Regions from separate parts of the Homo sapiens genome. Here all the other regions are linked to region 1. A link is a contact called in ENCODE Hi-C or POLR2A ChIA-PET data. All regions are on one chromosome and are shown on one strand. Each heading gives the region's core, a stretch centred on a gene start or an enhancer-like site at or near the end of the contact. The rest is flanking DNA. Distances are from core to core; before and after follow the strand shown.

Evidence for each region. A loop is a pair of places that touch in the nucleus more often than their neighbours do. ChIA-PET counts read pairs that join two places held with the same protein, here RNA polymerase II (POLR2A). Pooled maps may share reads with other maps.
Region 2: a loop to region 1 is called in a map with no recorded cell type, with 5 times the contacts of the local background. The contact joins two enhancer-like sites. A Hi-C loop is called at or near these places in 6 of 37 single-sample maps with no recorded cell type and 3 of 50 pooled maps. POLR2A ChIA-PET finds 5 or more read pairs at or near these places in 1 of 52 experiments (T-cell).
Region 3: a loop to region 1 is called in a pooled map, with 5 times the contacts of the local background. The contact joins two enhancer-like sites. A Hi-C loop is called at or near these places in 2 of 50 pooled maps. POLR2A ChIA-PET finds 5 or more read pairs at or near these places in 2 of 52 experiments (GM10248 and activated B cell).
Region 4: a pooled map shows a loop between it and region 1 (6-fold over the local background). The contact joins two enhancer-like sites. A Hi-C loop is called at or near these places in 4 of 37 single-sample maps with no recorded cell type and 3 of 50 pooled maps.
Region 5: a loop to region 1 is called in a pooled map, with 5 times the contacts of the local background. The contact joins two enhancer-like sites. A Hi-C loop is called at or near these places in 3 of 37 single-sample maps with no recorded cell type and 4 of 50 pooled maps.

The regions. Positions count from the first base shown.
Region 1 is chr1:66,979,709-66,984,735 of GRCh38, forward strand. It overlaps MIER1 (MIER1 transcriptional regulator), which reads left to right. Exons shown (of 14, transcript NM_001077700.3): 13 at 2,071-2,210; 14 at 4,864-5,027. It also overlaps a transcript of SLC35D1 not described here. Among named protein-coding and RNA genes, the nearest start is that of MIER1, 57 kb to the left of the region's middle. RefSeq lists silencers at 4,828-4,877, 4,865-5,027. Within about 2 kb of position 2,148, at least 9 of the 41 ENCODE cell types and tissues checked have a DNase peak (open chromatin) inside an H3K27ac peak, as active enhancers do.
Region 2 is chr1:67,733,944-67,738,970 of GRCh38, forward strand. The region is part of intron 2 of GNG12 (G protein subunit gamma 12); the gene reads right to left. Among named protein-coding and RNA genes, the nearest start is that of GADD45A, 51 kb to the left of the region's middle. RefSeq lists a silencer at 107-226 and an enhancer at 2,203-2,282. Within about 2 kb of position 2,333, at least 36 of the 41 ENCODE cell types and tissues checked have a DNase peak (open chromatin) inside an H3K27ac peak, as active enhancers do.
Region 3 is chr1:66,347,642-66,352,668 of GRCh38, forward strand. The region is part of intron 8 of PDE4B (phosphodiesterase 4B); the gene reads left to right. Among named protein-coding and RNA genes, the nearest start is that of SGIP1, 180 kb to the right of the region's middle. RefSeq lists enhancers at 2,588-2,637, 4,230-4,319, 4,330-4,379. Within about 2 kb of position 2,675, at least 24 of the 41 ENCODE cell types and tissues checked have a DNase peak (open chromatin) inside an H3K27ac peak, as active enhancers do.
Region 4 is chr1:66,371,298-66,376,324 of GRCh38, forward strand. It overlaps PDE4B (phosphodiesterase 4B), which reads left to right. Exons shown (of 17, transcript NM_002600.4): 17 at 1,016-3,277. The coding sequence ends at 1,381. Among named protein-coding and RNA genes, the nearest start is that of SGIP1, 160 kb to the right of the region's middle. RefSeq lists enhancers at 1,524-1,613, 1,984-2,033, 2,980-3,159. Within about 2 kb of position 3,059, at least 8 of the 41 ENCODE cell types and tissues checked have a DNase peak (open chromatin) inside an H3K27ac peak, as active enhancers do.
Region 5 is chr1:66,400,170-66,405,196 of GRCh38, forward strand. No RefSeq gene overlaps it. Among named protein-coding and RNA genes, the nearest start is that of SGIP1, 130 kb to the right of the region's middle. RefSeq lists enhancers at 167-1,366, 858-937, 1,028-1,077, 1,208-1,337. Within about 2 kb of position 2,207, at least 11 of the 41 ENCODE cell types and tissues checked have a DNase peak (open chromatin) inside an H3K27ac peak, as active enhancers do.

The sequences.
Region 1 (5,027 bases), core at 898-3,397:
ATATCCAGAAATTAAAAATAATTTTGATATCAACTCTTGTTTCCTTTGCCTTGGCTTTTTTTTTTTTTTTAAAGACGGAGTCTCAACCTGTTGCCCAGGCTGCTGGAGTACAGTGGCGCAATCTCGGCTCACTGCAACCTCCACCGCCCGGGTTGAAGTGATTCTACTGCCGCCGCCTCCCGAGTAGCTGGGATTACAGGCATGCGCCACCACACCCGGCTAATTTTGTATTTTTAGTAGAGACAGGGTTTCTCCATGTTGGTCAGGCTGGTCTCAAACTCCCAACCTCAGGTGATCCACCTGCCTCGGCCTCCCAAAGTGCTGGGATGACAGGCGTGAGCCACCACACCCGGCCTTGCTTTGGCTTTTAACTTCCTTCATATTATCCATTCCCACTATAACGTATTTATTTCCAACAATTCCTCATCATGTGTCTTCTGTTAGCCTTAGCACCTGAAGTCCCTTTGGGACTCACCACACTTATTTCTGTGTGCTTCAAATTTGTTATGTAATTTTTCTATAATTATGATGAGTAGCATAAAGCTGAAGAAGTCTTCAAGACCATCTAATTTAATTCTATATAGATTTATAGGTATTCAAGACCATCTAATTGAATTCCCTTCATTTATAGATGAGGAAAATAAGGCATAGAATGTAAATTGCATAGGTCATGGTCATATACATTTCTGAGATATGTATTAGTTTTATACCTCAGACTATTAGAAGTTTCTTGAAGTCAGGTATCACATCCCTATATTTGTTAAATCCCTATAACCTAGGAGACAGTGATGACCATATAGGTTGAGATAACTACAATTAATAGCATATTATAGACTATTAACACAGACTTTCAGAAAATTCCTCAGAGCTTCCACTGTTTCCTTCTTATTTACCCTGCTCACAAAATTCTAAGAGATTTGTCTTAATATTTCTATCATACTTATGCTGAAGGAATTTTAAGATAAATAACACAATTAGAATTTTATTGAGTTTCTTTCTGTTCTGTGCCTTGCACAACTTAGGTACCAGTGGTGCAGGTATAAACAAAGTAGACTAAAAATTCCTGACCTTGGGGAATTCTAGTGCAGTATCTAGTATCAGCAAACTTTTTCTGTAACAGGTAGAGAATAAATATTTTATGCTCTGTAGTAAGAAAGGACTTAATCACACTACTCAGTTGTGCAGTTGTTGCAGGAAAGCAGTCATAGACACTATGTAAACAAAGGTGTGTGGCTGGGTTCCAATAATACTTTATTTACAAAAAACAGATGGCCAGCCCACAGGCTATAGTTGGCTGACTTTTATTCTAGTGGTTTAGTAGCACTTTTTGGATTATGAAACATTTTTATGTACATATATAATACAATAACCATGTGTGTTAGACATATGATTTATCTACATTTTGTAGGTGATACACTAAACCTGAGAGAGACAAATCTCTATCCCAGATCTGCTCACCAATGTCACTTAACCACAGTTACGTAGTTCAGGAATGATTTAGAGAAGAAATGAGCTCACATACAATGAGAAAGTGACAGGATAAAACCAGCAGATAATCCCAGGAATTTAGTTAGCATCTTATAGCTCAGATCTGGCAGAAATATAATACCAAAAATATCCAGGAAGGTTTTAGGAGGTAATCAGTCCTTTTTGTTAGGCTCAAATTTGTCTTTTAGGTATCGCCTTTAGGAGCTTTAAAATTCAATCTATGTTTGTACAGAAATTCTTTTGTACTTTTACTAGACATCACCCCTATCACTTCAGTTAAGAGATCTTCCAGTTCTAGTTGGGCCACTCTGAGCACCTGCCTACAACTTTACAAGCTTTAAAATTTCCTATGGGTCTCTAAAATTTGTTACTTTAAAGCCGTTATGCATTTTTCCTATAAACATGTAACCAAAAGGAGCTTTTCATTTAAATATTCAGATCCTGGTATGATAGATGAAGCACTGGAATGAATGTTAAGTGAATATTAGGATATATTTGTTAAGAAAGCCTTCTGAATTTAACCTCAACTAATTTTTAATTTTCAGCTCTTTTTAATATAAAAATTGTTTTATTAATTTTAAGGGATTACATGGATCGTCTTCTAGACGAAAGTGAAAGTGCTGCATCTAGTCGAGCACCATCCCCTCCCCCAACTGCATCAAACAGTAGTAACAGCCAGTCTGAGAAAGAAGATGGCACTGTAAGCACTGCTAATCAAAATGGTAAGCAACCAGAGAAACATTTCTCTTTCTTCATAATAAGGGACACTTTCTTGCAGTGACTTGGGAAATTCCGTTTGGGTTTCTATTAAACTTCCAGAGCAGAAAGTAAAAAATGATAACACATGAGACAAACATAACATCAGCATACATATATACTAACAGAATACAAAGTGATTGGACATCACTAAAAAGTAATTTTAATAAAGCCTACTGTCAACAGTGACTATTTCTTGTAAGAAATTTGTTCTTTTTCAGTAGCATCTCTTTTCCTGTCTTGTCTAGTTGGGTTGATGCCTAGATACAAGTATTTATGTTAACTCTTAGGTCAAAACCCTGCAGTTTCACATGAGATATACAGATCATTGCAAAATACCTTGATGTAAGGTAACAAGTGCACTGTTTTGAATATTTAAGTTCTCTTTGATAGCATAATAACCTTGAATAATGAGAAAAGATAAAGCCGGTATCAACCTGTATATTAATATTCTACAGAAATATTTGTTTTTCTCTCCAAGAAAAAGAGAAGAAAAAGGCATACCAATTGTTTGAGGTTCAGATAGTGTTTCCGTTTAAAATATACAGTGGACCAGAGATCACTGTGCTGATCAGTAGTAAGAGCCAGAGAATTATTTTGATTTCTTCTTTGATTAAATGGTCTTTTTAAGTAAAAGAGTTCCAAGAAGAAAGTAATAAGCGCCACCCCCAGCTCCTCTGAGGAAACTGGTGATAGGAGAGTACCAGTGAAGAGCTGACTTCTTCCTGACAGAAACTGGAAGAGAAACACTGTGAAAGCCTTGATCCTCTTCTGACCTTTGGTCTCACATTGGTCCTGCTGGAGTGTATATGCTTAGTTCATTTCATGACCCCTCTCTGTTCCCTCACTACTTCTAGGAATAAACCAAACAAACAAAACTTAGGGCCCAGTAACTATGTCCTGGTCCAAGAAGGTTTATTGACTTGATGTCTAATGTTTGTCACGTCCATTCTGAAGTAGAATAAGATGCTGAGACTCTGACCTTGGGACTAACCGTATAGGCTCAAGGGAGGCAGACAGTTGGTACTACTATTGTTTTTCCTGTTTGTTCTTAACATATTAACACCAAATCATTTTCTTTTCCTTTTTAAGAAACTATTTGATGAGAACATGCTGTTAGGCTAGGAAAGTGTTCATAAGTTACTTATAAATTACTTGTAGCTCAAAAGCCACTCAACATTACGTACAGTCAAAACTGCCAGCTTTTTCAAAGGAAGGAAGGAACTTTTCATCCCAATGTTATATTACTTTTTTATATGGGGCTTTAATTAGTACTTTGAAATCTTACAGTTATTTTTGACCTAATCACAGTCGTCAGCTAGCTTTTTGGACTTGTTCCTACAGAATTGTTCTCTTCAATATATTATGATGCATAATCCCCATGTGCATTCATGATTTGAGTGCATTGAGTTGGTCAAAATAGAATATTTTCTTCTATCAGAATACAGTATTTGAGGCTCATCCTTTATGCCGAATATTTTTCAAGCAATTAAATTGTAATTATTCAGTGATGCACCCTATATTTTACTTCTTATCACCAAAATTTGCATTCCATTTTACAGTCAACTCTAAAATGAACTTTTGTTTTCTTTTATTAGAATAATTTTGCTTTTACTTTTCTCACCTACTATAGAATTTGTATTTACTTTTTAAGTAATTTGTATTTACTTAAGTAAATAATTTAGCACTTTCAAGTATATGCTTGGATAGTGCGGCATTAGTTTTTTAACATTATGACAGATTATTTAAGTCTACTTAGGTAAATAGTGTGTGATCATCTTTTTTTTCTTTTTGAGACAGAGTCTCGCTTTGTCGCCCAGGCTGGAATGCAGTGGCACAATCTCGGCTCACTGCAACCTCCGCCTCCTGGGTTCAAGTGATTCTGCTGCCTCAGCCTTCCGAGTAGCTGGGAGACGGTGCACGCCACCACTCCTGGCTAATTTTTGTATTTTTAGTAGAGACAAGTTTTCACCCTATTGGCCAGGCTGGTCTTGAACTCCTGACCTCATGATACACCCGCCTTGGCCTCCCAAAGTGCTGGGAATACAGGCGTGAGCCACTGCACCCAGCCTTGTGTGATCTTTTAAAGTACAGTTCCCATAGATTTACATTAAGAATAAAAAAGTCATGACATCTTGCTTTTATATGGCAGTTTACTCAAGCTTTTTAAAGAAAGAGCATTCATCTTGCTTTTACGTGGTTTTAGAATGTTGAAAACCTTTTGTTAAATCTGAGTAATTTACTGCATTTTCCATTAATTCAGCTTAGTTAGACTGCTGGATCCAGTGCTTGTTTGCTGTCACATATACCTAATATGCTTTTAACATATGCCAAATTCTGTTCTTAGTTCTTTACATTTATTAACTTATTTAATTTTCACAACAACCCTGTGAGGAATATCTATTATGATCTTCATTGTATATATGTAATGAAATGGAGATACAGAAAGAGTAAATAATTTGCCTAAGGCGACATAGCTTATAAGTAATAGAGCAAGAATTTAGACTATGTATTTGATACCTTGCTTCCTTGATAACAATAACTACAAGCTGTTTTATAATAGTTTGCAAATTTAACTTTTTTCTAATTGTGGTTTCATTTATATTTCTTTCAACTTAGGAGTGTCATCTAATGGACCAGGTGAAATATTAAACAAAGAGGAAGTAAAAGTTGAAGGGTTACACATTAATGGACCAACAGGTGGAAATAAGAAACCACTTCATGCAGATATGGATACTAATGGTTATGAAACAGATAACCTTACCACTGACCCAAAACTTGCC
Region 2 (5,027 bases), core at 1,083-3,582, 750 kb after region 1:
CAAGTTCAGTGAGTGTGCAATGCTTGAAGATAGTTTTGCCTTCTGGAAATCTAGGGCCAACGGTTTGCACAGGCAGCTGCCTTGCTCAAATGCAGGAAACTTGAGTTCCTTTCTCACCAGAATGTTCTTTTTGCAGATTCTGCCGGGGCCACCCACAGTGTGTGGCTAACCCTGATAGCTGTCCTGTGTCCCAGCGGGAGTGTGTGTTATTCCTGACTCAAGGGCAGGGCAGAGACCTACTGCCTAGACCTGAGCCCAGGTCTGGGCTGCTATCTAGTACAAGCAGATGGTGAGAGGCAGAGAGAGCACAGGGCAGCTAGAGAGAGTGCTAGAGGAAAGGAGGGTGAGGGCATGCTTCTTCTTTGATAGGTTTTCTGAAGACTGGGGAAACAGCATTTTGGCTGTGATCTGACCCCACAGTGGTAAATGTTTTGACTCCTTCTGCTACATTTAGAACACTGACTACTTCTGTATGTGCACAACGGTGTTCCAGGTCCTTTAGACGCACTAATTTACCCCTCACAGTCACCCTATGCAAGAGTGCTATATTTTCCCCACTACACAGATGGGGGAAGTGAAGCACAGGAAGCTAAATAACTTACCTAGGGAGTAGCAGATATGGGACTTGAACCTACGTACTCTCTGGCTCCAAAGCCCTTGTATCTAGCCATCACATTATGTTGCCTTCTTTATGATTTGTAGAGATGGGGCCTTGCTCTGTCACCCAGGCTGGAGTACAGTTGCAGGATCGTAGCTTACTGCAGCCTTGAACTCCTGAGCTCCAGCAATCCTCCAGCTTCAGCCTCCTGAGTAGCTAGGACTACAGGCACACTACAGGGTCTGGCTCTAGTTGCTTTCTTAGACTAGTATGGTGTTTCTTAAAATGTATTACAATTTTTATTTATTTATTCTTTTTATTTTCTTTTTTGAGACAGCGTCTCACTCTGTCACCCAGGTTGTAGTGCAATGGCGTGATCTCGGCTCACTGTAACCTCTGCCTCCTGACTTCAAGCAATTCTCCTGCTTCAGCCTCCAGAGTAGCTGGGATTACAGGCATGCATCACCACGCCTGGCTAATTTTGTATTTTTTTTAGTAGAGATGGGGTTCCATCTTGTTGGTCAGGCTGGTCTCAAACTCCTGACCTCAGGTGATCCACCCTCCTTGGCCTTCCAAAATGTTGGGATTACAGGCATGAGCCACCGCGCCTGGCCTCAGATGTATTACAATTTAATAGGTATATATTGAAATGGGTTCCATGCCATGTATTTTGGAAAGCCCTAGTTCACACAATGATAAGCAGACTTCTTTCACGCAAGACTTCTCAGGGTCTTTCCTGCACTAAGATACATTTATGATCTGGCAAGAGGCTTGTGGCTTGCAGCATTTCCCCAAATTATTTGCACATAAAAATATTTTCCGAGGAACATCTCATGAGATCATTGTTCTGCTGATCACACTTTGAGTGAATGCTGGCAAAGGGAGTTATTAGGAACAGGGCTTAAGTTCTGGTTCTTGCCATTTAACTGTGTGACTTTTGGAGTTGCTTAATTGGAGCCTGCGTCCTCATCTGCAAAAATGGGAGTGGCAACAGTCTCTACATCTCATGGAACTATCTGAGGATGAAATGCATATGTAAAGTGCTTAAAATTGTGCCTGCCTCCAAACATTCAATAAATGTGACCTCTTATAATGATTATAAAGAATACCAAATAATTTAAGAAAGGAACTATGAGAATTCAATTAAAAGGGGCAGAGAATCACTGTAAATACTATAATTTCTGAGTGATCTTCACTAACAACAGTGAAGCTCCTGTGAGAAAAACATAAAAAAATTCTTCCATGAAAGAAAATCCTAAACCATCACAGAGTACAATATTATTCTAAAGAAGGAAAAAACAAGGGAAAATATTTTTTTAAAAATAGTTCAGACAGAAAGTATCTTTGGCAAAGAGGATCTTCTGATAACATAACAGATGCAAATGAAAGACAGGGCTGATTTCCTGGGCGCTAAACCAAGTGGAGGAGTTCTCACAAGGGAAAGAGCCAGGTGCTGACCCCCTCTGCACTGGGGAAAGGAGGAAGATACAAACACACTTTCTTGCGGGGGGTAGATTCTCATCACTGAACTGAAAATGGCTTGGCATCAACAGGATGTCTTCCTGTTCCCATCTTATGAAGTGACTCATACATCTGCCATTTCACTTGCAGGAACTGTGGGAGAAGAACTAGGAGTCTGTTCATTAGGAACCCTGGCTCCACAAAGGCACTCCCTCCCAGCCTGACACAACGCCCACCTCTTCTTCCGGTTGTGCCTGCCAAGCGTGAGAGTGTACAACAACCAAAGCAAAACAAAAATCCCAACCCCCGAACCAAGCAGCAGGCAGGGAGAATGTTGCAGTAGAAGGCTACTGCTTCCTGATGCTAACGTGGACGCCAAAGGCACAGCCCACAGTTCCAGAACCCACACCACAGCACCTGAAACAATTTGCTCTCAGTGGGCCAGGGCAGCTCTAAACACTAGACTGCTTCCTGTTGTGCAGCTATGTAAATGAACCCTGTGCTGGGGCCACGGCCCAGCTGCACTGTGTGGCAGGGATGCGTGAGTAATGGAGTCACCAGGGCAGCCTCTCAGTGGAACATACTTGTGCAGCCTGCAGGCTCAGCCTCACGATGCCAACCCCAGGAGCAGTGACCCCCTCACAGGGCACACCTCTGCCAGGAAAACCATCCATGTGGTGGGGACAGACAGTTCCTTGGTAAGAACCGTCTGGATCCAGGAACCTCAGCAGATAGGGACTGAGTTGGGGGATGATTAAAACCTAGGGGAGTGGGCTCCAGACTGAACTCGGAGTGGTTTCCTTGGGTCATTTCTAATCTGCTTCAGTTTCCTCACGTAAGATGAGAGGGACCCACCTCTTAGGACCTCATTTGTGCAAGCACCAAATGTGTGTGCCTGCTAATGTCCACAGCAACACTGGAAAAGAAGTATCTCATTTTGCAGATGTGTAAACTGAGGGTTGGAGGAGTGAGTGAGCATGGCCAACATCATATAGGTACTAAAGTTGTGCAGCCTGAATATAAACCAAGAATTGTGGATATTCAGATGTGTCCACTCCTGAAATTCCACGTAGGCTGCTAAGCTTCCTTAAAATGATGTTTGCAACTAAAACCAAGTCTTAATTTTCTATATAAGTAGTACTCATTAGGTAAATTATCTACTGCAAATTAAAAATCATACTTTCATCAACCCTTCTTGGGCTACTTAGTCTTTTGCATTGCCAAATGGCCTGTGCTTAGGGGATTATAAATGGATTTTGAAACTAGCTAAAGCAAAGTCTAATTATAATTCTCATAATTAATCATTATAAAAATAAATCATTAATATAATTCCATGGCCAAATATAAATGATTTCTGTTCTAAGGCAATACCTCATTTATTGGCCTGAAGAAAGTTGGTTCTGAAAGATAAACAGTCACATGGATGGTAAGAAGAGCTCTGGGCCCAGGGTCAAGAAACCGAGGGTCTATCTAGGTTCAGCTGTTAGTTGGTTAACTGTGTAATTTATGCAAGTTACTCAATCCCCTTCCCTTTCCCTTTCTGCATCAGTAAAACAAAGAGCTTGGACTAGATCAGTGTTTCCTCCTCTTTTCAATATGAAGACTTTCTTTTTTTTTTTTAAATGTATAAGCACTAGCTTTTCCCTGCTCCAAAGATAGCTGTCTTTTTGGAGCCTACTGGTTATGAAAATACATAATAACAAGAAATTAACAAAAATGTTCTCTTTATTAATTGCAACAACATCTTCATATACTTTAACAAGAGTGGTGCCATTACATTTAAGACATTGTTACTCAGTTTATTGTCAATATGTGGCCCCTGTAAACAAGGGCTCACCCTTTGCAATAAACTGTCCACTCCCCTTACCATTCCTTGCCTGCACACTTTGAACCTTTGCATTAAATGGCCTCTAAGATTCTTTTCAGTGTCAAGCTTTATTATAAAAGCTTTTCTTTTCCTTTTTTTTTCTGTCACCCAGGCTGGAGTTCAGTGGCACGATCATGTCTCACTTCAGCCTCAACCTCCCAGGCTCAGATGATCCTCCCACCTCAGCCTCCTGGGTAGCTGGGACAGGTGTGCGCCACCATGTCAGGCTATTTTTTGTTTGTTTTTTGGTAGATATGGGGTTTCGTCATGTTGCCCAGGCTGGTCTTGAACTCCTGGGCCCACCTCAGCCTCTCAAAGTGCTGTGATTACAGGTATGCACCACTGTGCCCAGCCCTATTAGCAAATTATTTCTAAGAAACTACATACCAGATTTCAATTTTTTTTGTTTTGAACAATAAAGCAAATTATCAGTTAGTGATTTCGTTTTGTACTAAATCACAATCACTGTGCAACAATAGCCACAGATTAATTTATTGATTAGATATACATAACTGAATGCTTGTCCTAGGTATATAGAGGTGAATAAATAGACTCAGTCACTGTCCTCACTGAGCTTTGGTCTATATCAAGTCTTTAACAACGATCCTGAGCCCTCCCCTCTGTTTATCTCCAGCTTCAACCTCCCCCTGGAGCTCTGGTCTCTAATCTCTACCTGACCTCTCAACATTCCACTTGGATATCTAAAATGCATCTCAAAGTTTACACGTGTAGGCCAGGCATGGTAGCTCACACCCACAATCCCGGCACTCTGGGAGGCGGGAGGATCACTTGAGACCAGGAGTTTGAGACATGCCTGGGCAACATACACAGAACCTGTCACTACAAAAAATTGAAAAGGTTAGCTGGGCATGATGGCATGTGCCTGTGGTCTTAGCTACTCCTGAAGCTGGGGGCATGAGGATTGCTTGAGCCTAAGAGTTCAAGGTTATAGTGAAGTATGATTGTATCACTGCATTCCATTCTGGGCAACACAGCAACACCTTGGCTTTTAAAACAACAGAAATGGGACTGGGCATGGTGGCTCATGCCTGTAATCCCAGCACTTTGGGAGGCCAAGGTGGGCAAATCACTTGAGGTCAG
Region 3 (5,027 bases), core at 1,425-3,924, 630 kb before region 1:
ATTCCCAAGGCAGGTTTTGAAGCATTCCATTGTCTTTTACCTCAAGGGATGTATGAAAGTCACTAGCTGAAATCAATACAATTAATAATAAATACAATGTATTCTACATGGTATTTTTAAGGGGTAGAGTAATAATCTCAAAAACAAGCTATGATAGATTTTTGTAGCTGCAAAAAATATTAGAAACTTCAATAAGGCAGGATTTAAAACAACCTAAGAGGTACTATAGACTGAAAATGGAATTAACTTCTTAAAGAGAATCATGACCAATACGTAAGGGTTATGAAAAGAAAGTATAATATTTGAGTGGTAGTTTCCCTGTTCTGTGTAACTACTTTCATGTCAGATATGAAGGTCCTAAAACATAGGTGTTATTTTTCACTAGTCAGGAAAGGACACTAGACTGGATGGTCTGTGGGTCTGATCCACAGTAAGTGTTCTGATTGCTGAAAAATACTATAAGTTGTAGAGCTTCTAGCTGCGAAATGTTTCAAAATAAACCTTTGTCATCTACTTTGGAATCATATTAATGCCCTGTGGCCTTAGAATTGACTCTAGAAGCTTTCAGTTAAATATTAGCCGTTATACCTGTACAGAAAAAGTTGTAGAAAGGCTTAAAAGGAAAAACAAAAGAGTGACTGAATAATGTACCTTGATTCCTTGATTTTTCTCAGTTACTATGATGATTTTTGTCATCTGTTGAAAAAGGTTTCTGCTAAATTTAATTATCAGATCATCATCTCAAATCTTCAAAGTTCCTTTTTTTGTCTTTCTCTATTAACAGACAAATTAAAAGGGAAGGATCAAGTATATGAAATGAAATTGTGATGCTCCAGGAACAGTTTTAGGTCTTACGTTTCTCATTGGAAGAAAAGTCCTCTGTCAAAAAGAAAATTTTGAAAAGTTTAAATTATCTAAAAATATACAGTGCCCCTAAACTTAACATATATAATGAGTGTATGGCCTGGAAATCCAATCTCTTCATAGGCTATTTGCACATGCAATATCAGGACCATACTTACAGTTAAAAAAAAAAAAAGATAAAGAAAATTCTTCTTTATCTGAAATTCAAATTTAACTAGGTGCCCCGAATTTTTATTTGCTAAATCTGGCAACCTTATATATGTGGAAACATAATATAGTTTATAAATATTATATATATAGTTTAAAATGCATAGTGAATGTATCAGTCTTTAGGTATAAATAGTTACAGTATCTTTTGTCCATTTGATTACATCACTGCAGCAACTTTCAGAGTTGAGAGAATGTTGGATCATGAGAAATTGCTATAAACATTCTTATGGGAATCACTTTGGGTCTAGGAAACGTCAATTTTTTAGTGTTCCAATAATGTGTGTTATATCATCTCTTGAGAAGTTTTCAGAAATTCTGAGAAAAATGGACAGCAGAAAAGGGTTAGATAGATAGGAAGAAATATGTAATAATTTGGGGAGCTGTTCAAGCCCTAATCTCATTTAGGAGATTAGTTATAGAGCAGCTATATTCAAATTTGTTTGATCTTTTGATATTTTTCAATTCTGTATGAAGGCATTAATGGTTTTTCCCTGCTTTGCCTTTTAATATGTCACTTGAGCAGAGACTTGTCCTCTAACTAGCAAGTAGAATTGATTCTATTGTTGCTTCATCATAATTTTTGATGCAGAATAATGGTAGATATATTCATGCTTGTTTTTCGTTGTATACTTACCTATTGATTACTACGTTGCTGAGCAGTTAAGACAAGAAGCACTCAATTCTAACATGTTTAGAAGAGTTTCTTTCTGATTTGGCACATGGACAGTGAGAATGATCTCACTGTGTTTGTTCCCTGGCACACCAAAGGTTTGCTGCAGATGTTAGTACAGCAGAACTTGTTTGCTAAGATGACCCATTATGGAACACTAGCTGATTAAGCAGACGTTAATGGACAATTGCATGTCCATTATTACTTCTTTGACCATGTTACCAACTCAATTCAATTGCACTTGCTTTTCAAATAAGACAAACCTGTCAATAAAGAAACTGGACATCAAGTTTCAAATGATTGGTAGAGTTTATAGGGAAACACAAAAAGGAGGGAAGAGATGAGATGCACATTGTCAAATAATCTGAAATGTTAAGAATTGTGGAAATTGTTAGTTTCATAAGGAGTTTTAGACAAGCACACTATATCCCTCATTCTGTTTATTTCTTTTTCATTTAAAACTTAGATTTGCTTTACTTCTTTGGGTCTTCATTTCTTCCCATGCAAAATTCCTGAAAGTCAAAAGGAAGATTAGAAGCTAGCCATTTTACCACTAAAGAAACTGAGCCCCAAGAAGTTAATTCAGCTTACCCAAGATTACATATTTGCTTAGGGCCAGAGCTAAGACAGGGACAGACTCTGTTTACTTCATTTCTCACTAAACTGTACCACTGCAGTTTCGACTTCTTTCTACCACTGAAGGCACAGAATGCACTGAAGGCATTCTGTGCCTTCAGGAGGAATTTTCAGCCCCTTCACTTTCCTGATGCCCGGGAATTCTTTTTAAGTTATGACTAACAAAGTATAAAACATGAGTCAAAAGTTAGTCCCTAATAAAGTCATTGTGACTTTAATGACTTCGGCAGTTGTTTCATTCTGCAAAAACAGGAAGATCCCACACAATAAGGCGCCTGTCTCACAGCTGGGCTCCTGCGTAGACGGCCACCCACAAGAGTAACTAACTGCTGGGGCTGCCTTCCTCTCTTTGACACCTTTTTATTCTCTGTTCTTACAGTTTTCTCCTACTGACCTCATCCTGAGGTTATCCATGAGAGGAAGGTACCTGCTTTAGCTAGTCTTTGATAGGGTGAAGAATAGTTTTAATCACTTAGGAGTCACTCCTAAGTGATTTTCAGGTCACCCTCAACAGGCCTAAATTAGTCTTAGAAGAAGCTCTTTCATGGGCTTTATACTAGCTTCCTGTGTTATCACTATTCTGGACTGTTTTATTCTCAAAAACATAAAATCCCCAAATTTTAGATTTGAGAAGAGCCTGCGATCATTCCAGTTCACTCCTCCTATGTGATTAGTTTAACTAAGAACTCATTACCAAGATAGTGCCTATCTTGCCTGCGGATCTTTGCATAAAGCTCAAACTAATTCTCCCATGAGAAATATAGAAAAGTGAAGAAGTGTCCTATCACTTCAGAAGAAACTGGCTCAGAAGAAATAATCTCTGTATGCAGTGTTAAAACTAAAGAAAAATTGAAGCCATCAAACAAAATGTTCCTATCAAGTGTAATTGAATTTTAGCTTTTATTACCTATTCTCTACTTTTAAAATAACTTTTCACTATTAAAGGAACTTATTCCAAAAATCAGACAATTTTATAGAAAAGGTATATTCTAGGCCAATAATATTAAATCACATATCTAGAAAATATACCTTCTTCCCTTTTCAAAAAATAGAAGCAATTTCTAGCAGTGTATGTGAATCTAATGTTGGGCATAAGCTTAAGAAGGCATCGGAGGAATTTTTTATTAGAGTTTATTCACAAATTTTGCTTGTCTGTGTTGAAAAGGGGCATTGGCCATTTCCTCTGGGGACATTATTTCTAGGTAGGCTGTAACAGGGTTTTCCTGTGAAGGCAGATTCTTAGGGAAAATAGTATCTGTGTACATGAGATGGTAGAGACACATTTATCTTTAAAATAATGTGTTCCTGTTTGTGGATTTCTCTACTGAATTTAATAAAGTAAATAATGCCCATTTCCTTCCAATCCAGTAACTCCTTGGGACACAGTTTTACCCAGGAGCTATTTTACCTTCGAGTCTGGATGAAACGTGTAACTTAATAAATAGATTCCAAAAGTCTTACACTATGAAACTCTGAGGGATGATAAATGCTTCCCTTCCTTTGTTATGGTCTGAAGCATTTTCAATTTGAGTTGTTTTCCTCAGTCATGTAGAGGGAGTTTTGTTTTCTGGGAAGTCTTGGTTGCTGGTAAATAATGTGTCCAAACTGTAGGAGGCAGCCACAGAATTTATCATACAAGTATGAAATGTTAGGGTTGATCATTCTCATTTTACACATGAGAGGTGATGTAACTACACAGGAGAGTGAGAGCTGAGAATGAAAAGTCAAGATTTGTCTACTACATTGTGGCTGCCTCTGGCTCAACAGAAACACTCCCATGTGGGAGTCAGATGCTGAAAGCCCAACTAAGCCTAGCTCCTCAACTGTCTCCTCAGGCTTAACTTCAAACATAATTCATATCTATTCTATTTCTTAATGTGTCTCATCACACAGTTAAACACTAGTCATACTAACTGGACTCTACATATACTAGAATGTAAAAGATACCCTTCCACCCCCCGCCGTCTGCTCCTTGAAGGCCATGTCTGCCTTTCTTAGTTTGTACAGAGCCCAACATAAATGGGCCCTTCATAAGTGCTTTTTGATGAGAGCAATGATTGCTTTCACATCAGTGTGGTTGGGCCCTCCCTTATGGAGGAGGAAAACCAACAGTTGTTGCTAAGCAACATTTAAAGGACTAGGTTAGTTTCTGACACTAAGTGACCTCCATTTGCATACTTCGCCATGTTGTGTGTTTTATGGTTGCCTTAAGATGACTATGTTTTTTGGTAGCATTGCTGTGCCCTTAGCAAAAGGCTCATAGGAGAATTAGTTTAAGCCTGGGAAGGAGGAAGGTGATATTCATCTGTTAATGACTTGCATGAGTACACTGATCCCTTCAGTAAACTATGCGGGAAAGGTGAGGAGTTTGGTTTATTTTCAGCCCTGCAGCTGAGAGCCACCTCCCTGATTCCATATTGAAAGTGATTGACAATGTATCCCAACAGGGTCCTGTGGCAATGGAAGACTATAGAAAGAAAATAAACAGAGAAATCTTTCCTCTTATAGCCTTTTATGATTCAGTTTCTACCTGCTCCTATCTTCTGAGCAGAGTTGCCGATATAGCTAGTAAAGAACTGGTCCTACCCTCTCTAGACTGTTTGCTGTTGTGGTTAAACAACATGCCCTAATATATCTATTCCTACTA
Region 4 (5,027 bases), core at 1,809-4,308, 610 kb before region 1:
CTACCCCTAAATCCCAATGCAGCATCTCTGTAGCTCCCCAGACCATGGCAGGGGAATTCCCTTCCCTCATTCAACTAGTGCCTGTTCTTTCTCTCTACTTGTCCCCACCCCCAGTGTTTCCTGTTTGTCCAACAATGAGGAGGCCAGCGTAAGGCCACACTGCTAGCTCATGCAGGATGCATAGCCCCTGAGTAAACCATAACAGAGCCATAAGCCTGGTATTTAATCACAGGAACATCAGCAAAAGGAACTGCTTAATTGTTTTTTATTTTCCCTTCTTTCACCTGTTGGAAATGACTGCGTGCTCTGTAGATCCAAAACAATTGCATGGATGTCCACCGAGGGGATATGTGTTTCTTTCAGGGCTCAAAGTATTTTCACGTGTTTCATCAAACTCCTCTACCAGCCAAAAGCATTCCACAGAACTTGAGAAATTCCAGAGTAGTCAGGAGCCAGCTCCTCATCACTTTGGAATAGCAACATATTTTAAAGTTAACAAGGAAAAAATATTGAGTCAAAACACGTTAGACCTGGGCCTGCCTTCTTCAGAAAATGACTCACAGAATCCAAGTAGTGGCAAAGTCATTCTTTGTCTTTGGGTCCCTGGAAATCATGAGGATTCCATCCAGACTTCTTATCTGGCGCACATAAAAGGAAATGCAGTCTGTTGTAGCAAGATGAACACGGGCTTTGGAATCAGATGAAGCTGGGACTGAGTCCCAGCTCCACCAGTCACTAGTTATGTGACCTCTGACAAGATATTTAATCTCAATAAGTCGTAGTTTCTGCCTTTGTAAATAGTAAACAGCAATACTTACCTTCCAGGATTAAGAGAGAATACATCGATTGCATTCAGTGTAAGACCCACTGTATTGTGAGTGCCCAAATCATGGAATCCATTATGATTGATCTTTCTGAAGTTATTAATGTTCTTTCTTTGCATGGAAACCAGGAAACCTTGTTTACTTTTCAAGCACCATCACAATAACAGATGTGTCATCTTATTTTTCTCCAGGTTGGTTTCATCGACTACATTGTCCATCCATTGTGGGAGACATGGGCAGATTTGGTACAGCCTGATGCTCAGGACATTCTCGATACCTTAGAAGATAACAGGAACTGGTATCAGAGCATGATACCTCAAAGTCCCTCACCACCACTGGACGAGCAGAACAGGGACTGCCAGGGTCTGATGGAGAAGTTTCAGTTTGAACTGACTCTCGATGAGGAAGATTCTGAAGGACCTGAGAAGGAGGGAGAGGGACACAGCTATTTCAGCAGCACAAAGACGCTTTGTGTGATTGATCCAGAAAACAGAGATTCCCTGGGAGAGACTGACATAGACATTGCAACAGAAGACAAGTCCCCCGTGGATACATAATCCCCCTCTCCCTGTGGAGATGAACATTCTATCCTTGATGAGCATGCCAGCTATGTGGTAGGGCCAGCCCACCATGGGGGCCAAGACCTGCACAGGACAAGGGCCACCTGGCCTTTCAGTTACTTGAGTTTGGAGTCAGAAAGCAAGACCAGGAAGCAAATAGCAGCTCAGGAAATCCCACGGTTGACTTGCCTTGATGGCAAGCTTGGTGGAGAGGGCTGAAGCTGTTGCTGGGGGCCGATTCTGATCAAGACACATGGCTTGAAAATGGAAGACACAAAACTGAGAGATCATTCTGCACTAAGTTTCGGGAACTTATCCCCGACAGTGACTGAACTCACTGACTAATAACTTCATTTATGAATCTTCTCACTTGTCCCTTTGTCTGCCAACCTGTGTGCCTTTTTTGTAAAACATTTTCATGTCTTTAAAATGCCTGTTGAATACCTGGAGTTTAGTATCAACTTCTACACAGATAAGCTTTCAAAGTTGACAAACTTTTTTGACTCTTTCTGGAAAAGGGAAAGAAAATAGTCTTCCTTCTTTCTTGGGCAATATCCTTCACTTTACTACAGTTACTTTTGCAAACAGACAGAAAGGATACACTTCTAACCACATTTTACTTCCTTCCCCTGTTGTCCAGTCCAACTCCACAGTCACTCTTAAAACTTCTCTCTGTTTGCCTGCCTCCAACAGTACTTTTAACTTTTTGCTGTAAACAGAATAAAATTGAACAAATTAGGGGGTAGAAAGGAGCAGTGGTGTCGTTCACCGTGAGAGTCTGCATAGAACTCAGCAGTGTGCCCTGCTGTGTCTTGGACCCTGCCCCCCACAGGAGTTGTACAGTCCCTGGCCCTGTTCCCTACCTCCTCTCTTCACCCCGTTAGGCTGTTTTCAATGTAATGCTGCCGTCCTTCTCTTGCACTGCCTTCTGCGCTAACACCTCCATTCCTGTTTATAACCGTGTATTTATTACTTAATGTATATAATGTAATGTTTTGTAAGTTATTAATTTATATATCTAACATTGCCTGCCAATGGTGGTGTTAAATTTGTGTAGAAAACTCTGCCTAAGAGTTACGACTTTTTCTTGTAATGTTTTGTATTGTGTATTATATAACCCAAACGTCACTTAGTAGAGACATATGGCCCCCTTGGCAGAGAGGACAGGGGTGGGCTTTTGTTCAAAGGGTCTGCCCTTTCCCTGCCTGAGTTGCTACTTCTGCACAACCCCTTTATGAACCAGTTTTGGAAACAATATTCTCACATTAGATACTAAATGGTTTATACTGAGCTTTTACTTTTGTATAGCTTGATAGGGGCAGGGGGCAATGGGATGTAGTTTTTACCCAGGTTCTATCCAAATCTATGTGGGCATGAGTTGGGTTATAACTGGATCCTACTATCATTGTGGCTTTGGTTCAAAAGGAAACACTACATTTGCTCACAGATGATTCTTCTGAATGCTCCCGAACTACTGACTTTGAAGAGGTAGCCTCCTGCCTGCCATTAAGCAGGAATGTCATGTTCCAGTTCATTACAAAAGAAAACAATAAAACAATGTGAATTTTTATAATAAAATGTGAACTGATGTAGCAAATTACGCAAATGTGAAGCCTCTTCTGATAACACTTGTTAGGCCTCTTACTGATGTCAGTTTCAGTTTGTAAAATATGTTTCATGCTTTCAGTTCAGCATTGTGACTCAGTAATTACAGAAAATGGCACAAATGTGCATGACCAATGTATGTCTATGAACACTGCATTGTTTCAGGTGGACATTTTATCATTTTCAAATGTTTCTCACAATGTATGTTATAGTATTATTATTATATATTGTGTTCAAATGCATTCTAAAGAGACTTTTATATGAGGTGAATAAAGAAAAGCATGATTAGATTAGTCTGTAGGCCCACTTATTTCACAATTAGTTCTGACATATGAAAAGCAGATCTTTCTCTTCTCTTGTGCCATTCCCCACAAAGAAAGCCAACCACTGTGTCCAGCCAACATCACAACTGAAGTTTCAGAATCTATGTCCAAAAAGTCCCCTAGTTTGGAACATTTCGCTTTTTTCTTAGCAACTGTTCACCCAGCTCAATGATGCAGGAAGGGGGTTGAGGAAGGAAAACAAAACAAAACCACTTTGCTCATCTCGAACTATTTCCTTCTACCTCTTTAAGAGTCTGAAGAGTTTAATCTACTAGATAAATAAGGGAATCCCCAACTTGGCTGAGTCCTCTAGAAAAGTGAATCATAGATTATAGAACATTAGTATAATGCAGTCAGAGAGTCCCATTGATTCATTTGACACATGAAGAATCTGAGGTCCAAAGAGTCATCTTAAACCACAACCCACAGAGCATGGGTGGACACTCAGGGTTTTCTCAGTGATCCATGCAGCCTCTTGTTGGTCATATGGCTAGGATTTTCTTTCTGGAAAGAACTTTTTATATATAAGAAAAATACTTAATGCTTTGTTGAAATCTTAAAGTCAGCATTTTAAAATATTTTATCCTGAGAAGAGTGTGTGTGTGTGTGTGTGTGTGTGTGTGTTTATGTGTGTGTTTGTTGCAGAAGGTTGCAAACAAGAATCGGTGTTGGCCCATAATAATTTAGCCACAAGGGAGTGCTCTGTGAACCAGTAAGATGGTCTTCTCTAAACACAGCTGAAATTAAGATGAGCCGACATTTCAGAACCAGCTTGCCTGCTAGTTGCAGAGCTATTTCCAACATTTTCCATCATCTCTGATATCTGATTGTGCCTCACCATCTCTGAGAGTTTGAAAAGGAGCAAAATAAATTGCTTACAATAGCCAGAGGTGTGAGTTTTACAATGCCCAGAGCTAGAAATATTTGCAGGTTTGTTTTCTACTGAGAAGAGGTTCTTAATTAACCCTTATTGCAAATAAGAATCATGTGGGAAATACATATATTTAAAAACACTTGTTTGGGGCCCATCCTCCTCCCAGATTTCTGATTGAATTGATCTTGGGCAAAGCCCTGGGCATCAGATTTTAAAAATTTCCCCCAGGCTGGAGTGCACTGACATGATCTCGGCTCACTGCAACCTCTACTTCCCAGATTCAAGCAATTCTTGTGCCTCAGCCTCCCATATAGCTGGGACTACAGGTGCATGCCACCACACCTGGCTAATTTTTTGTATCTTAGTAGAGATGGGGTTTCACCATGTTGCCCGGGCTGGTCTCGAACTCCTGAGCTCAGGCAATCTGCCCACTTCAGCCTCCCAAAGTGCTAGGATTATAGGCACAAGGCACTGCACCCAGTCTCTCCCTAGGTAATCTTAACGTGCAATTGGAGTAGAGATCCACCGCTCCAAAACAGAGAATCATGCCTGCAGCTGAGGTGTTCTTTCACCCCCACTGTCTTCAGATATTCATTGTGAACTCATCATGGACAGCATATTATGCCCAATATAGCTATTTTAAACAGTAAATTTTGTTATATCCTGGTTTTATCTTACTGGCTGACTTCTAACTAACTTTTAGGTAAGATGAAACTGCACAGTTTCACTAGTTTCCTATACGGAAATCTCAAGAACCAGGTCAGACCTCAGGCATCCAAGCTAACTAGACCCTTCATGAGTGCAGAAACCATGCCTAGTACTTTCTCCTCCTGGCACAGCG
Region 5 (5,027 bases), core at 957-3,456, 580 kb before region 1:
GAATTAGGTACATGCACACTCAATACATTTATCACACCAAATCCTGCTCACCGTAGGTCAGCATTCTCTCCATATTAGAGAAATGAAGGTACAAAGAATGTGCCCTTCTAGCCTAAGATCATGCAGTAAGTTGCAAACCTGGGCTTCAAACCCAGTCCTGACTCCAGTGTCCAAGTTCTTATTTACTATTCTGAGTGTTAGTGTGAACTTTGATTTTAGGACTGAAAGGGATGTTAGAATTTACCTCAGACATTTTAGAGAGAAAAACTGAGGTTTGGAAAGGTGAGTCATTTGCCCAAATGCACAAAGATAGAGAATGGTAGAGGAAGAAGAACGAGGAGGAGGAGGAGGAGGAGGGGGAGGAAAAAGGAAAGGAAAGCAAAGGAAGGGAAGGGAAGGGAAGGGAAAGGAAGGAAAAGAGGACAAAAGGAAGGAAAGAAGCCAGGTCCTGTGTTTAGGGACCTTTCCAAATCAAAGGAAATCTGGGAAGGTTCTAACTTATTTCACGGAAAAGGAGTGCATCAGGAGGGAAATCCACAAGAAAGCTTTGAGAAATGCTCTCAAAGAGGTTCTGACTCTCACAGGTAGTGCTAGACGTTTCTCAGTAATCCTGAGATCAGTCTATTTCTCTCCCTCACAGCCCCATGCCTGGACTAAGCCTGTTTTGTCTTGTCTTGTCTTGTCTTGTCTTGTCTTGTCTTGTCTTGTCTTGTTTTGTTTTGTTTTGTTTTAGAGGCAGGGTCTCACTCTGTCACCCAGACTGGAGTGCAGTGGTGCCGTCAGGGTTCACTGCAGTCTCTACCTCCCAGGCTTAAGTGATCCTCCAACCTCAGCCTCCGGAGTAGCTGGGACTACAGGCACACACCACCATGCCTGGCAAATTTTGTTTTGTTTTGTTTTGTTTTGTTTTTGTAGGGATGGGGTCTCACTGTGTTTTTCAGGCTGATCTCAAACCCTTGGCTTCAAATGATCCTCCTGACTCAGCCTGCCAAAACACTGGTATTACAGGTGTGAGCCACCATGCCTGGCCTAAAGGTTTAATTAAAGAGGTGAACTCCCATGTCAAGGAGAGTGTTAAAAGGTAAGAATTGAAGTTTGTTTTCTCTGGCTTAGGGAAATCCTGACCCAGAGATGTGGAGAAGGATATTGAAGATGTTTTATACCAAATTATAAAATCTTGGATTAGGAGATTTCAGAAGACTTCCTAACATGTACTGTGGCTGCTCTTGCCACATGAAAAAAACCCATGGTCCTGTAGAGTATGCTCCAGTGATTTCTGGGAATCCCCAGGTGGAATCCCACATGTACTCATGAACCAGCTTTATTGGCTACTATGTTGCTTCTACCCCGTTTTTTCTTTTTTCTTAAACTCATTCTGTGTAACGAAGCTGCCTCACTCAGTAGTGAGAATGAAGATTAAATGAGATAGCACATAGGCACTCAATAAATCAAAATTTGTTGCAATAATGCCATTAATAATGAAGAAAAATAACTCCGCTAGTCGCTTCTGCTATTTTAAACTAGATGTCCACTGGAGTCAAGAGAGACTAGAATAAACTACTAAGGAATATTTGAAGGGAAAGATAATCCTTTTCTGTCAAAGACAGTGATTCAGGCTTCAAAGGCAGGAGGATGACCCAGTCTGGACACAATAACAATTCCAGGCACAAGTTGCTATGTGTTGCAGGCAGGATCTCCTAAATGGAGTCCTGGTGGACACCTGTCCTAAAAGCACCCAGAGCTCACACTGCTCCAGCCTGCACCTCTCACCTCCAGCCACCTTGGAGAATGAAGATAAAGACAGTGATCACTCCAGAGTGCATGCTGAGGCTCAGGGCCTGTGCTACATGCTGCAAGTATGTGACCTCACTGAGTCCTCACAGCAACTTATAAAGCCAATGCCCTTTACAGAAGGAGAATATATAAATTCATAAGAGTTAAATACCTTGCCCAAGGAAGTGTCTATTTTCTGACTGTAAGACACATCCTTAACCCCTCTGTATATGTCAGGAGTTTCCGGTAAATGTTCTCTACCTAGACCTGCAAGAAGGACTCCTTCTCTGCTCATCTGCTTAGACCCTAAAACCATCCCCACATCCTGGCCTCCTATGAGTCTAGCCTGGCTGCTTTGCATCCTCCCCTCATGGGAGTATTTGTGAAGAATGGATTTAGCTTCTTGGCTCTGCAGCTTTGCTTCTGAGCCAGACAGAGGACTCACATGACTCCAAGTGTCAGGTCCCCAGGGACACCAGTGCGAACACCAGCTGCAGCTGTGACTCCTTTTGCACACACTGTTTTTGGAGGAGCTCTTACCACACTCTGAGGGACTGAGCACACTATTCACTTTCTGAAGGGTACTGAAGGAACATCTGGGGTCATCCTGCCTTGGTCAATATCCCTACATCTCTGCAGTAAAAGGCAAGCTCTTCTCACCCTTCCAAGCACGGAAATGCCTGCTGTCAGGGAGAAAACTTCCAGCAAAAGCTGGTGCTTTTGGACAGTACCAGATCTCCCTATCCCAGCTGATTTTCATAATTTCCTAGTCCTGAAATCGAGGCAGCATTTGCCAATGTCTATGCTTCTTGCTGGCAAGAAGATACAGTCTCAGCAGAATCTGCATGCAGCACTTTGGGGAAGAAAACTTGAGTGTTTTCAACATCTATCCTGCAGGCTTGATGTCCAGGTTTCCATGTAGGTCCTTGAAAGTCATGTCTAATAGAGTTGTGTACTACGTGTGCCTCAAGCTCCAAAATCCTTTGTCAGCAGCTCGAAATGACATCTGCTACTTGCTTAAAACCTCATGTCCTTCTTGAAAGTATTAGCCCCACTCTCACATTAGTTTAAGATCCTCATCAGAGAATTTTCTAAAGAGCCTGTATTAAGGATTTCACGGGAAGATATCCTTGATCTTCCTCTGTAATGCATCTCAATTCCTTATAACCTAACCCAAATACAACAAACCAAAATAATTTTGAGATCAGACAGACTGAAGCTGAAATTACCCAAAATGCCACTGGTCAGGTTTCCTGGAAACAGACTCATAGAGGGAGATTTTTGCCAGATGTTTCTTGGAGAGTGCTCTCGGGAACATCTATAAGGGACCAAGGGAAACAGGACTGGGCAGAGAGAGTTGAATAGAATGAAACAGAGGTTTAAGCTGATCCCATGGGGGAGTTCTGAATCTGGGTTGGCCTTTTAGAGATGTCTCAGATTAACCTCTCTGACCTTCGTATCTCTGCACAGACCAGCTTCCAGGGAGAGGTTGTGTGTAACCTTGGATAAGGCAGTTACCTTTGGTAAAGAGAGCCATTTTCAAAGAGGAATTTACTTATGGGCCATCAGCAGGCAATGTTTGCAACCACTGGGGGCACTGAATGCCTTTGTTTTAAAGGTGGGATTTAGGTGGCACACCACAGCATCCACTGCACAAGGAAACTCTCTTACTCTCTAGGAAACAGAGGCCTAGAGAAGAAAAGCGGGTGGCCCAGGGTCACACAGCAAGGTGATGGAATAAAAAAACAGTATGGACTGCTATGGAAACCGGGAGCATTAAAACAAAAAAGACAAAAACAAAACAAAAAACACTAGAATTGCAATGAGGACCATAAACCTCAAAATGTTTTCCCTCTAATATCAATATACCTATTTTTTTGCTAAGCATATCCTATTGTGCCAGCCAGTGTGTTAAGTATGTTACATTAATTAATATATTAACTAATCAGAGGGAACCCCATAAAGTAGGTATTATCACCCTTATTCTGTAATGAGGAAACAATTTAGTAGCCTAGCAAAGTGTCTAGCACATATTAAACATCCGTCTGTCTCCAATGCCTGTGCTTACAACCCACACCTTCCTCTCTACAATTCACCTAGGAGCCTTCTCTCTACCATTGTAAATTATGCTATCGCCCCAATCATCAACAGTTTAAGAGAGGAACAAGTCACCATTCTCTGCCCAGCAATCCCTCACTGCCATGAGAACTGCTATTTTTGTCACCATTTGTGATTCCTTACTAGTCCACCACCATTCTTATGCTGGCTTCATAAAATGAATTTCTAGTTTATCCGGCCAAAGGCCCATGGATCACAACGCTGTGACTAAACATTCTTTCAAGCATACAGCAAATATTTATTGGGTGCACGCTATGTGCTGGCGTCCTGCTAAGCACTTTGCATTCATTCTCTCGTACCACCCTATGAGGCAAATATTTTGATTCCTACTTTATAGATGAGAAAAACAGAGGTTTAGATAGTGCAATCACTGACCCAAGATCACGTAGCCTGGATTTAAATGCAGATCTGTTTTGCTTTGACAAAGCTGGGTTCATTCATTCTCTGTTATTAAGCAAACATTTATTAAGTTCCTACGCACAACCCAGTACTGTGCAGAACTGCACTGGAGATAGAGCTCCACTCAGGACATATGCTCTCATTCCTTGCCTTTGTGGCAGTTGCATTCTAGAGGAAGAGTCACAAATACAAAGGCCTCCAGGGGCTTTGAGTTAAGTGGATGGGTGGGGAGTGCAAGGAGGGGACAGCTGTTCTCTGCCTTCTTAAGGCAGTGACTACTCAACTCCAACCAAATGTTGGTATGTGAGAATATGGGCCCAGAATTGCCAGCTTTTCCATTCTTCAAGAGGAGCCAGAAATCTATATTTTATGCAAAATGCCTTGATGTCTTAAAATTGTGGACTAAGCCAACTATTCTGTTAGCATGAATGTGTGTTAAACAAAAGGCATATGTGGGCCAGATTAAGCCCTGGGGGACACCACGAATGCCATCTTATTCTGAGACTCCTAGAAAGTCAGCCCACTTAAATCCAGGTTAATCTCATGTCGAAATGTCAAGTGCACCCTACATGTTCCCTGAATCTGGGGACTTTGCCTATGGTACAGGAAGCTTTAAGTCATGACTCAAAGTTTTCTTGCTAGAGAAACCCTACAGTTTATTTCTCTTATTCCTTGAAATTCCATTCTTCCCTGAGTCTAGGCTATTAGCTGACCTGCTTCTGTCAGGAAATAGCTGG